Regions from separate parts of the Homo sapiens genome. Here all the other regions are linked to region 1. Evidence: chromatin contacts called from ENCODE Hi-C or POLR2A ChIA-PET data. All regions are on one chromosome and are shown on one strand. Each heading gives the region's core, a stretch centred on a gene start or an enhancer-like site at or near the end of the contact. The rest is flanking DNA. Distances are from core to core; before and after follow the strand shown.

The links. Hi-C counts contacts between places; a loop is a spot of excess contacts on that map. ChIA-PET counts read pairs that join two places held with the same protein, here RNA polymerase II (POLR2A). Pooled maps may share reads with other maps.
Region 2: a pooled map shows a loop between it and region 1 (4-fold over the local background). The contact joins the enhancer-like site here to the promoter of ALS2 in region 1. A Hi-C loop is called at or near these places in 3 of 168 maps with a recorded cell type or tissue (CD14-positive monocyte and CD4-positive, alpha-beta T cell) and 6 of 50 pooled maps. POLR2A ChIA-PET finds 5 or more read pairs at or near these places in 2 of 52 experiments (CD4-positive, alpha-beta T cell and activated naive CD8-positive, alpha-beta T cell).
Region 3: a pooled map shows a loop between it and region 1 (7-fold over the local background). The contact joins the enhancer-like site here to the promoter of ALS2 in region 1. A Hi-C loop is called at or near these places in 8 of 50 pooled maps. POLR2A ChIA-PET finds 5 or more read pairs at or near these places in 2 of 52 experiments (T-cell and activated CD4-positive, alpha-beta T cell).

The regions. Positions count from the first base shown.
Region 1 is chr2:201,779,518-201,783,206 of GRCh38, reverse strand. It overlaps ALS2 (alsin Rho guanine nucleotide exchange factor ALS2), which reads left to right and starts at 2,274. Exons shown (of 34, transcript NM_020919.4): 1 at 2,274-2,330. RefSeq lists enhancers at 1,915-1,984, 1,995-2,224, 2,235-2,304 and a silencer at 2,435-2,604.
Region 2 is chr2:201,430,056-201,434,010 of GRCh38, reverse strand. All of the region lies in intron 1 of TRAK2 (trafficking kinesin protein 2), which reads left to right. Among named protein-coding and RNA genes, the nearest start is that of TRAK2, 19 kb to the left of the region's middle. Within about 2 kb of position 1,815, at least 15 of the 41 ENCODE cell types and tissues checked have a DNase peak (open chromatin) inside an H3K27ac peak, as active enhancers do; they include CD14-positive monocyte and CD4-positive, alpha-beta T cell, where a contact is called at or near this core.
Region 3 is chr2:201,411,481-201,415,657 of GRCh38, reverse strand. All of the region lies in intron 2 of TRAK2 (trafficking kinesin protein 2), which reads left to right. It also overlaps the pseudogene SCYL2P1. Among named protein-coding and RNA genes, the nearest start is that of TRAK2, 38 kb to the left of the region's middle. Within about 2 kb of position 1,522, at least 5 of the 41 ENCODE cell types and tissues checked have a DNase peak (open chromatin) inside an H3K27ac peak, as active enhancers do.

The DNA.
Region 1 (3,689 bases), core at 1,025-3,524:
AGATAGTTGGCCCTGAAGAAAATAAAAATATTTTACCCCAAAATATATTTCTTTGACATATTTTGAAATGACCCTGCAAAGCTGTCTCTTGTGGGGGGAATTTGCATTTTATACAGAATCACTTTCCTTTTTCAGGTCTTTTCTTGATCCAGGAGAGATTTAACCAAGAGTCTGACACATTTTAAGGTCCTATAACATATGCTACCTGGAAGCTTCATCTACGTAACAAGAACCTTGGCTTCTATAACCCCCTTCATTTTAACTCAAATATTTCTTTCTGCTAACTTCAACTCTTTAGGAAAAGCTTAGCTTTTTCAACCCATCATAAAGTCTCTGAATCCACCTATAATCTGTGAGCACCACCGGCCCCCCATGTATTGATCTATGTCTTTGCCTATAACTTCTGTCTCTCTAAAATGTATAAAACCAAGCTATAACCCAACCACCCTGGGCACATGTTCTCAGGACTTCTTGAGGCTGTGTCCCAGGCCATGGTTACTCATGTTTCGATCAGAGTATATTTAACCTCTTCAAATATTTTATAAAGTTTGTCTTTTTTCATCAACAGAACAAAGTCTTTCCTTTGGGGAGATTAGGGATCCTGAGTTCAGGATCTTCTAAGAAGAAAGAGGGAGAAGAAAAGGACTCGGTGAAAAGGAGCCGGGGCTCGGTGGCTCGCGCCTGTAATCCTAGCACCTTGGGAGGCTGAGGCACGTGGATCAATTGAGGTCAGGAGTTCGAGACCAGGCTGGCCAACATGGTGAAATCCCATCTCTACTACAAACACAAAAATTAGCCGGGCGTAGTGGCGGGCACCTGTAATCCCAGCTATTTGGGAGGCTGAGGCAGGAGAATCGCTTGAACCTGGGAGGCGGAGGTTGCAGTGAGCCGAGATCGCGCCACTGCACTCCAGCCTGGGCGACAGATCGAGACTCCCTCTAAACAAAACAAAACAAATCAAAACTGGTTGCAGGTAGGTTTTGTGGTAGTGGCTGATGGGATTTGGGATTTAAGGAAATTCACCTCTAGTGGTCTCACTTTCCTCAGAGATGTAAGAGACAAAATTTTTTATTTTTATTTTTACCAAAGCGGGTGAGTGAGTAGAGTTCAGTAAGAGGTTAGAAGAGCGTGAGGGCTGGGAACAGCAGGGGAGGGGAATAGGAGATAATCTGAGTAGCAATGTGTAAATGTGACTGTCTTAGGCTCAGCAATATTGCGTAGTCGCACGTGGAAGTCCCGACTGAAGTTGGACACTTTTCGTTCGCAGTGGTGCCAATTCTCAGGGTTGTGTGATTTTCTGCACCGATGCAGGAGTGAGCAAGGTTGGTTGAACTGTTGCAGACTAACAGTTTTGCAGGTGGGCGAAGGATCAGGGAGGAAATTGAGTTGAGGGTGTTGGTGAATAGGATATAGGAGTTTCAGAACCCGACTACACATCTGTCGTTGATGGTCTAAATATTTGCATGTTTGCAGGTCCAGCGATGGCACAATGCCTAGCAGCAGAAGGTTTGCACCCACTGTGCGACATGAGTGGCAGCTCTGGAAAATCATAAAATCATGGGAGGACTTGAGAGTGCAGGCTGGGTGGGGTGGGACTGTGGCTGCGAAAAACAGTGTTATGAAACTGTGCGCGGGACAAGAAAGCTGATTTTACTGATTGTATATTGGGGAGTACTACGGGAATCACTGGAGAGGCCACTTCATTTTCTCCTATCCCACCCCATCTTTTGGGGTTGCAACTAACCAGTAAGTTTACACATTGAGGATACAATGGCGAAACGGGGCCGCGAGGCGATGACGTCATTCGCGGGAGTAGGGGGGAGAAGCGACCACTGTTAGGGTACTGTCCATAAAGGCAATTTGAAAATATTTCAGCCTTTTTACTTTTATACTTCCGGCCCTTGCAGTTTGAGGTGGTAACAAACGACTGCTGCTCCCAACCACTTTCACCACCGCCTGTTACCATGGGAGCGCTCGGGTAGCTAGGCTTGGACGACTCTATTCTACGTCATCATCAAAGCGCATCTCAGGACTGATAGCTCCGCCCTAAACTAAGGGAGAGACTGTGCTCCCAAGTACGTAGCCTGCAGTGCCTAACGCATTCTCAGCAATTTTGACCCCCAACAGACGCCGTCGACAGTCTCCCAAGAACAATTCCCAGGAGCTCGGATTCCAAGAGCCGCCCGCGCCCTCGTTTACCTTCGCTAGTCGCCCTGCAGCCCCGCCCTGTCCGGAGGCCCCGCCCTCCATGAATCAGCTGATCCCGCGGACCCACTGGGTTGCCAAGCTCGCGCCGGATGCGGAGCGCGGTGCTGCCGGTGGAGCTTCAGGTGAGCGAGTGTGGGTCCCGGGTTGGCTATTGGCTAAGGAGGGCTTATCGGCTGGGACCCCTTGTATGCGGAAGGCCGGGGACAGGGAGCTAGGCGGAGGCTGTGGTCGAGGCCGGAGAGCGCCCTGCGGGGGGCCTGCGGAGACGGCGCCCGCATTTTCCCAGCTCTGGGTGCGATCGACTGCTCCTGCCGGTCCAGCAGCGCCCGAGGCGGCCCCTGCCTTGGCCCCAGGTTCTCCCACTTGCCCCGGTCTCTCCCTCCCCAGACTGGGCGCCGCTGCAGTGGTCTCAGCTGCGTGAAATTCCTTCAAGCCCCCTCTTCCCGCCTCCACCCACGCTGCCTTCCAGCTATTCATTCACGAGAATTTCTTGAATGCCCACACTAGGCGCTGAGCTGATAAACTGGGGTCCGTGGCCTGGAACCCTGCTGAGTGTCCCTGGCGGCCTTGCCACAGGGTGCAAATCGCGTTGAAGAGTGGACCAAGGGCTACTTGAAAAGGCGGTTGCGGAGAAAGAAAATAGCTTTGATAATAAGAATTAGTAGTTTAGGCAAGTCTTTGAGCCTATCAAGTAATTCATCAAGAGGAGAAGATAAGTTATTTTGAGAAGCGAAGCCAGAAAAATAACACAGGTCCTTGACGCTGGTGTTCGTCCTCGGATAATAGGGCTGCTTTGGAGACAGGCAACAGTAGACTGGTAGAATCGTTCTATTGCTTAAGGCTTTGATGGTGGAAGAGAAAAAACACTCTTGTTGAAGTGGCATATCCAAGAACAGTGCTTTCTTTCTGGTTTAGGATGGAGAAGGAACTGACTGCTGTACCCAAGTGAAGATCTTTACTCAGTTACCCTTATATTTGGCTATATGGAATAAAATTGTGTGATATGTTTATTCTGAGCAGGTACAAAACTTCAGCAAACCTATTGGTCCCACATTTTCCCCCCCATTTATCATATGATTTGGAGTGACCGGTTGACCTTTGAGTTAATGAATAATTTAAAGCAGTGAAAAATTTTTTGCAGTAAACTACGGTGTTTTAACCTTGATAACATAAGCATAGTGGTTAAGATTCTAGGCTTTGTATCTGAACATACCCAGAGTCACATCCATTTACATCTTTGATTTTGGGCAAGTTATTTAATCTCTCTGCCTCAGTTCTCTTGTCTCTAAATTGGGGATAAAAATGTTTTCCTGATAACAGTACCTTTACGTGTAATGGTTCATGTATCGTATTTATTACAGTGCCTGTTTTATGGTAAATATTCAATACATATTAGCTGTTTTTATAATTAATTCCTCCCACTACATCATGATCCAAACTGACTCTTTTCTTAAGTGATGGGGAAGGGAACTGAATATTTT
Region 2 (3,955 bases), core at 566-3,065, 350 kb after region 1:
AGTCCGGCCTGGGCAAAAGAGCGAGACTCGGTCTCAAAAAAAAAAAAGAATGATTATGAAGGGCAGTCCCATGATGTGTGACAAAAGATGTACCCATGCAGCTGACAATCAGCCAGAGGCGAAGAAATGTGACTGACTGAAATGGTTTTGGCAGAGGATTGTTGTTAAAGTGGAATGCCTGTTCAGTCAAAGGTGAAGGTTAGGAGTTCAAGAACTTTAAGCATGGTGAATTAAAGTGCTGCTGTGGAAACTTATCAAAAACCGCGGTTGACACCATGGGTTCAAGGCCTTTTCTTATCTGCAGGTGAAGCTCTAATAGGGATTCCTTAGCTGCCAGAGGTTACCGCCCTTTTCCTGTTAGTGAAGATTGTGTCAGGGAGGGGTTGCCTGCCTCGGCAGATATTCATTATAAACAAACAGGGCAGTTTTTAAAATGCCCAAAATATTCAACTAGGAGGAAATACTGACCCCATAAACCTAAATCTCACACACGGTTTTGGACGTTTAAACGAATGGATTTAACAGCCTTTTGGAATTCAGCCTGTTTGTAAGTAGAGCGACCTCCATGTATTTCATATTCTGACACCCTACTTATCTTTAAGTCAAATGGCAGTTAAAAAGAGGGACAAAATATTTGCTGGTCACAAATCCTATTTCCTCAGGGTCAACTTTATAAATGCTAATAGAACAGCTGTGCTGAATGTAGCCAGTGTAGCTTTCCCGCGGCATCGGTGCAGCTGGATAGTGATATGTGGCCTCTGCCTTCCTGAGGTCTGCTGCTTACTGTCCAGGCTGGGTTTTGCTGGTGATGCTCCTCCCGCCTTTTTTTCAGCTCTTAGCACTGAAGCCATGATAGAGTCTTTAAGTGGTTTAATATCTGGTTTGTAAATTACTGTGGTTTTTTGGTAAACTTTATCTGTAGTGTAGCCAGATACATTAAAATTAGTGAGTCTCTGTCTTTGTCAAAAATATATTATTTTATGAGGACAAGGTAAATTATCATTTTTTAAATTAGCTTATCTTTTGTCTGGATTAGGTTGCCACTGCCTAAGAGAGCTATTGCTGAATTGGTGATTGGCACTGTTCCTGCATGCATTTCAGCAGCCCACATGTGTTTCAAATTAATCCCCAAAGTATTGCTTATAAAATAAAAATTTTGAATATATTTCCAGTGTAAATGTTTCACTAAATAATTACATTTTTTGCAATCCCAGGCTCTACGCCCAGCAGAGGTGAACTTTCCCAGAGTTGTTTTAGCCTTCTCAATAAGGCTGTTTTGGCCAGAGTATCCTGTTTTAAGGAAGTAGCAAGATATTTTTTAGGCACAGGGCCTATATTTAGGCATTCACTGTTGACCAATTAGTTCTGTGGCTGGGCTAAACTATCTAAGTCATTAGCCATGTTGTGTCCTGCCAGCAATATTTATGTCAATGACATGTTTTGGTTGTTCTTTTTAAGTCTCATCCTTCTTAAAATAAGTTACTTGATTATTTTGCTTTATTTTCTTCTTCTTAATGTGCATGGATTACAAAGGCTGGCTTCTTGTTAAATGATACATGCCTGATTGGTTGTTTTATAAAGAAAAGCAGTGAAGTTGTTCCTAAAAAGGTTGAATAAAGATCCGGCAAAGAAAGTAGATGGCCCTGAAAAAAGTGCACAGAATACGTGTGCACAGACTAGGAAAGGCACTGAAAATGTGTCATTTGTGTTTGCCAAAGTTTAGTTTCTACTGCATTTAGGACTCTGTGTAAGCTTTTGGTTTATTCATGCATCCAAGAGACAGGAAGAGAATGATTAATCACACTAAGCTAACGTCACTCATCAGAAGGCAGGAAGTAAATTCTTTCTTAGGTTGAAAGAAGATGCTATCAAGCAATTGAGAGTAGGCCGTAGATTGTGCCCAACATTGTGTAAGGTACAATAACAATAATAATAATTATAAAATAGTACTTTGGTGATAGAAATACTAATAATAACCAGTACTTGCATAGCATTTACTATATTCTAAGACATTATTCTAAGACCTTTACATGTATTAACTCATGTTATTTCCCAATAACCCTCTGAGGTAGCTGCTACTATTATCCTGTCATAATTCACTTAGTCCCCATAAAGTAGATCCTGTTATTAGGCCCACTTAACAGATGAAAAAATGAGGTCAAGTAATTTGTCCAAGATCACCCAACCAGTAAGTGGTGGGGCTGGAGTTCAAATTTAGGCACTCTAGTTCCAGAATCCACATTCTTAACCACTGAGGTAGGCTGAATACTGGCCCTCAAAGATATGCAGTTCTTGATCCCTGGATCCTGTGAATATTACCTTATATGCCAAAAGGACTTTGCAGACATGGCTACATTAAGGATCTTGAGACGGAAGATTATGCTGGATTATCCAGTTTTACCTTAAATGTAATCACAGGTGTCCTTATAGGAGTGAGGCAAAGGAGACTTGACAGCAGAAGAAGACAGTGTAACAGTAGAAGCAGAGAGAAACTTGAAGATGCTACGCAGCTGGCATAGAAGATGGTGGAAGAAACCCTGAGCCAAGTAATACAACTCTAAAAGCTAGGAAAGACAAGGGAATGATTTTTCCCTGGAGCCTCCAGAGGGAGGGGGCATAACTCTTCTAACACCTTGCTTTTGGTCCATTGACACTTTTCATTTTTCTGACCTCCAGAACTGTAAGATCATAAATTGGTGTTGTTTTAAGCCACTAAGTTTGTGGTAATTTGTTGTAGTAGCAATAGGAAATGTATAGCCACACTGCTATGGAGAAAGATGCTAAGTATAGTTAAGACTTTTTTGTTATTAGCAAACCTTCCTCAGACCCATGAAGGAATGAGCTTTAGGAATCATCACTCTTGATAATCCCAGCTCTATGGCACTTGAAACTTTATTAGCAGGAGCACAGTTTCTTAGTCCTTATGTCCTTCTATGTGAAGATTACTCAGAGGTATCTTCAGACCGCATCTACTCCATACTTAAACGTGGTAGTCATTCTGGGTACACAGTTGGCTGTTGAGCCAGAAATTTAAGAAATACTAGACAGGGAGGGGTTCCAAGATGGCCAAATAGGAACAGCACCAGTCTACAGCTTCCAGCGTGAGTGACGCAGAAGACAGGTGATTTCTGCATTTCCAACTGAAGTACCCGGTTCATCTCACTGGGGCTTGTTGGACAGTGGGTGCAGCCCGCGGAGGGTGAGCCAAAGCAGGGCAGGGCATCGCCTCACCTGGGAAGTGCAAAGGGTCAAAGAATTCCCTTTCCTAGCCAAGGGAAGCCATGACAGACGGTACCTGGAAAATCGGGACACTCCCACCCTAGTACTGCGCTTTTCCAACAGTCTTAGCAAAGGGCACACCAGGACATTATATCCCATGCCTGGCTCAGAGGGTCCCATGCCCACGGAGCCTTGGTCACGGCTAGCACAGCAGTCCAAGATCGAACTGTAAGGTGGCAGCGAGCCTGGGGGAGGGGCGTCCGCCATTGCTGAAGCTTGAGTAGGTAAACAAAGAAGCCGGGAAGCTCAAACTGAGTGGAGCCCACCACAGCTCAAGCAGGCCTGCCTGCCTCTGTAGACTCCACCTCTGGGGACAGGGCATAGCTGAACAAAAGGCAGCAGAAACTTCTGCAGACTTAAACGTCCCTGTCTGACAGCTTTGAAGAGAATAGTGGTTCTCCCAGCACGGAGTTTGAGATCTGAGAATAGACAGACTGCCTCCTCAAGCGGGTCCCTGACCCCCGAGTAGCCTAACTGGGAGACACCTCCCAGGAGGGGCTGACTGACACCTCATACAGCCGGGTACCCCTCTGAGACAAAGCTTCCAGAGGAAGGATCAGGCAGCAACATTGGCTGTTCTGCAATATTTGCTGTTCTGCAGCCCCCGCTGGTGATACCCAGGCAAACAGCGTCTGGAGTGGACCTTCAGCAAACTCCAACAGACCTGCAGCTGAGG
Region 3 (4,177 bases), core at 273-2,772, 370 kb after region 1:
CTATGCCTTCAAGTTTACTGTTCTTTTCTTCTGGAGAATATCTAATCTGTTTATCTTATCTAGTGAGTCTTTCATTTTAGATACTGTACTCTAGTTCTATTTGGGTTTTTAAAATGCAGGCATATCTTCTGTTTCTCTTTCCATTACGTTCATATTTTCCCCTTAAATCTTTGAGCATATTAAAAATAGAGGATATAAAAAATTGCTGCTTATTAATTCTGTTATTTCTGTCATGACGGGTCTGTTTCTGTTGACTCATTTCCCTCCTGGTTATGGATTACATTTTGTTTATTTTTGCATATCTAGTAATTTTGTATGGACTGGTGAATATTATGAATGTTACATTGTTAGGTGTTTAGGTTTTGTTGTCTTCCTTGGAAAAGTGTTAAAATTTATTTTGGCAAGACTTTAAGTTATTTGCTGATAAGGTTAACCCTTTGAGGCTTGTTTTTCATCTGTAGGTCTACAGATCATACTCTAGACCAAGCTCTAGTGTGCTTGATTCTAGCACTGATTTAATTATCTTACCGGTAGGCATGACTGGGAAAAAATGGACATGAAGGAGACATTTGGAGGATAAAATGGTAGAGAAGGAGTTGTCAAGCCTGGGCAAGAGTAATAAATGGAACATTATCAGAATATGGAAGCAAGGTGGAAGAGCTAGTCTAAAGAATATTTAGCTTAATCTACTAAGCCTGGATTGTACACTTATTTTTAATATTACATTTTGGAAGTAGGGAATTATTCTAGTCTAGAAGAGATGCTAGGGACTAGTATCTCTTGTAATGAATGTCACTTTTGTTCTTCATCTCCACTATACCGTTGAATACCTAATAGTCTGTTTTTAGCTCTGCATGTATTTATAGTCAACTTCTCTTCCTGAGTATTAAAATGACAATCTCTATGTAATATATGTGTGGCAGGAAAAATTTGGATAATCACATGGAACTTGTAATAATAGAATTTGGATATATGTTCAGGTCTCCTATTTAAGAGATCTGTAAGGATTGAGAGCTTATTTAGAACCATATTTAAGGTTTTAAATCTGCCTCATCTCTATCTCATTGTGGTGATCAAGCCACTGCTTCTCCTTCTGGGTGAATAGGGATGTCTGATATTGCCAGCCTCCTTTTATTAAACTTATTAAAATGTCATTGTGAAGTCAAGGTCAAGTCGTAGGAATTTACTCTCTTAAGGATTTGTTTTCTTAACCAGTACTTTGTTGTTCTTTGCCAGAGCTAGAGCATGTTTCATTATACTACCCACAAAGGAAATACCACATCTCTTTAAAAGTGAGAGGGTTGATATGACATCCTGTACTTTCGCTATTTTAAGCCCTAGTATTTTAAGCATGTTAACAGAAATAACTCTCCTTTTTTGTAAACAGCTAAGTTTGGGAGGTGTTAAATGATGGGCAGTACTGGGAACAGGAAGATAGTGGCAGATACATAAAAACACAAAAGCTCAGTTTGTTCAGAGATGGGGGTGGGGGTGTTATAGGTGTGCAAGTGAGAGAGTAGTGATGTAAATAGTATTCAGTGAGTACCTGTGATCTGCCAGATACCCTGGGTGCCTTAATTGCTTATTTTAGTTACTTCTTACTACTGTTGTGTGTGATAAATGATCTTTATTTTACAAATGAGAGAAATTAAGGCTCTGAAAGGATGAATCGTGTGTCTAACAATTAGTAGAGGAGTCAGATTCAGAAGCTACGTCTGATGCCAAAACCCATGATCTTTCTAATATTAAGAGTGAAAAATAGGACAATAAGTAGATTAGACACCTGGAGGAATTAGGAGATATGTAGGACTAATACTGTATGTTGGAGACATGATGTGTAGGAACTTGCTTTCTAGGACAAGTTGTCAGCCTTTGTCCTGTAAATGGCAGATAGCAACAAGAATGGGTACAGTGCTGGATAGGAAGTCGAGACCCAGGTCTGGTGGTTCTAGTGTCCTCGGCAAGTTACCCATCTTTAAGTCTCAGTTTCCTTATCTAGGAGGCAGGATTGGATGGTTTCCGAAAGTGTCTTCTACCTTTAATACTCTGTAATTATTTAGATACTATAGCAACCTTATTTTAGCAGTCTTGATTTGATCTCTAGGTGTAAAAACTCAATAGTAATACAGTAATAAAAATAGCTGACAATAGGTCTTTCAGTCTTTTCCCCCCTCCCTTAGTCTTCGTCCCCAATCCCTCCCCTCCCTATCCCTTTCCCTCCTCCAGCTGCCACGTGTGAAGGCAGAGCAGGAACAGCCTGTGTTTAGGGGGGTGGGGAAAAAGAGGCCCAGTTCTGCCCCTCCTGGAAGGAGAGGGAAAAGGTAACTATAACTACCCAATATTGCAGCCATGGAGTCCATGTTTAATAAATTGAAGAGTACTGTTACAGAAGTAACAGCTGATGTCACTAGTGCTGTAATGAGAAATCCTGTCACTAGAGAATTTGATGTTGGTCAGCACATTGCCAGTGGTGGCAGTGGGCTAGCTTGGAAGATTTTTAATGGCACAAAAAAGTCAACAAAGCAGTGGCTGTTTTTGTCTTTGATAAAAAATGATTGACAAATATCAAAAATTTGAAAAGGATCAAATAATTGATTCTCTAAAATGAGGAGTCCAACACTTAACTCGACTTCAACACCCTCGACTTCTTACTGTCCAGCATTCTTTAGAAGAATCCAGGGATTGCTTGGTGTTGTGTACAGAACCAGTTTTTTGCCAGTTTAGCCAGTGTTCTTGGTAACTGGGAAAATCTCCCTTTCCCTATATCTCCAGACATTAAGGATTATAAACTTTATGATGTAGAAACCAAATGTGGTTTGCTTCAGGTTTCTAAAGGATTGTCATTCTTGCATAGCAGTGTGAAAATGGTACATGGAAATATTACTCCTGAAAATACAATTTTGAATAAAAGTGGAGCCTGGAAAATAATGGGTTTTGATTGTTGTGTATCATCAACCAATCCTTCTGAACAAGAGCCTAAATTTCCTTGTAAAGAATGGGACCCAAATTTACCTTCATTGTGTCTTCCAAATCCTGAATATTTGCCTCCTGAATACATACTTTATGTGAGCTGTGAAACAGTCAGTGATATATATTCTTTAGGAACTGTTATGTATGCTGTATTTAATAAAAGGAAACATATATTTGAAGGCAATAAGCAAGACATTTATAAGAGTTTCAGTAGGCAGTTGGATCAGTTGAGTTATTTAGGATCTAGTTCACTTATAAATATACCTGAGGAAGTTCGTGAACATGTAAGGCTACTGTTAAATGTAACTCCAACTGTAAGACCAGATGCAGATCAAATGACAAAGATTCCCTTCTTTGATGATGTTGGTGCAGTAACACTGCAATATTTTGATACCTTATTCCAAAGAGATAATCTTCAGAAATCACAGTTTTTCAACGGACTGCCAAAGGTTCTACTGCCCAAGCATGTCATTGTACAGAGAATTTTGATTTGACTTCAGAATTTGTAAACCCTGACATGGTACCTTTTGTTTTGCCCAGTGTTCTACTGATCGTTGAGGAATGCACCAAAGAAGAATATGTCACATTAATTCCACCTGAACTTGGCCCTGTGTTTAAGCAGCAGGAGCCAATCCAGATTTTGTTAATTTTCCTACAAAAAATGGATTTGCTACTAACCAAAACCCCTCCCAATGAGATAAAGAACAGTGTTCTACCCATGGTTTACAGAGCACTAGAAGCTCCTTCCATTCAATACCAGGAGCTCTGTCTAAACATCATTCCAACCTTTGCAAATCTTATAGACTACCCATCATGAAACATACTTTGATACCAAGAATTAAAAATGCCTGTCTACAAATGTCTTCCCTTGCTGTTCCTGTAAATTCATTAGTGTGCTTAGGAAAGATTTTGGAATACTTGGATAAGTGGTTGGTACTTGATGGTATCCTACCCTTCTTACAACAAATTCCATCCAAAGAGTCTGCAGTCCTCATGGGTATTTTAGGCATTTACAAATGTACTTTTACTCATAAGTTGGGAATCACCAAAGAGCAGCTGACTGGAAAAGTATTGCCTCATCTTATTCCCCTGAGTATTGAAAACAATCTTAATCAGTTCAATTCTTTCATTTCCATCATAAAAGAGATGCTGAATAGGTTGGAGTCTGAACATAAGACTAAGCTGGAGCAACTTCATATAATGCAAG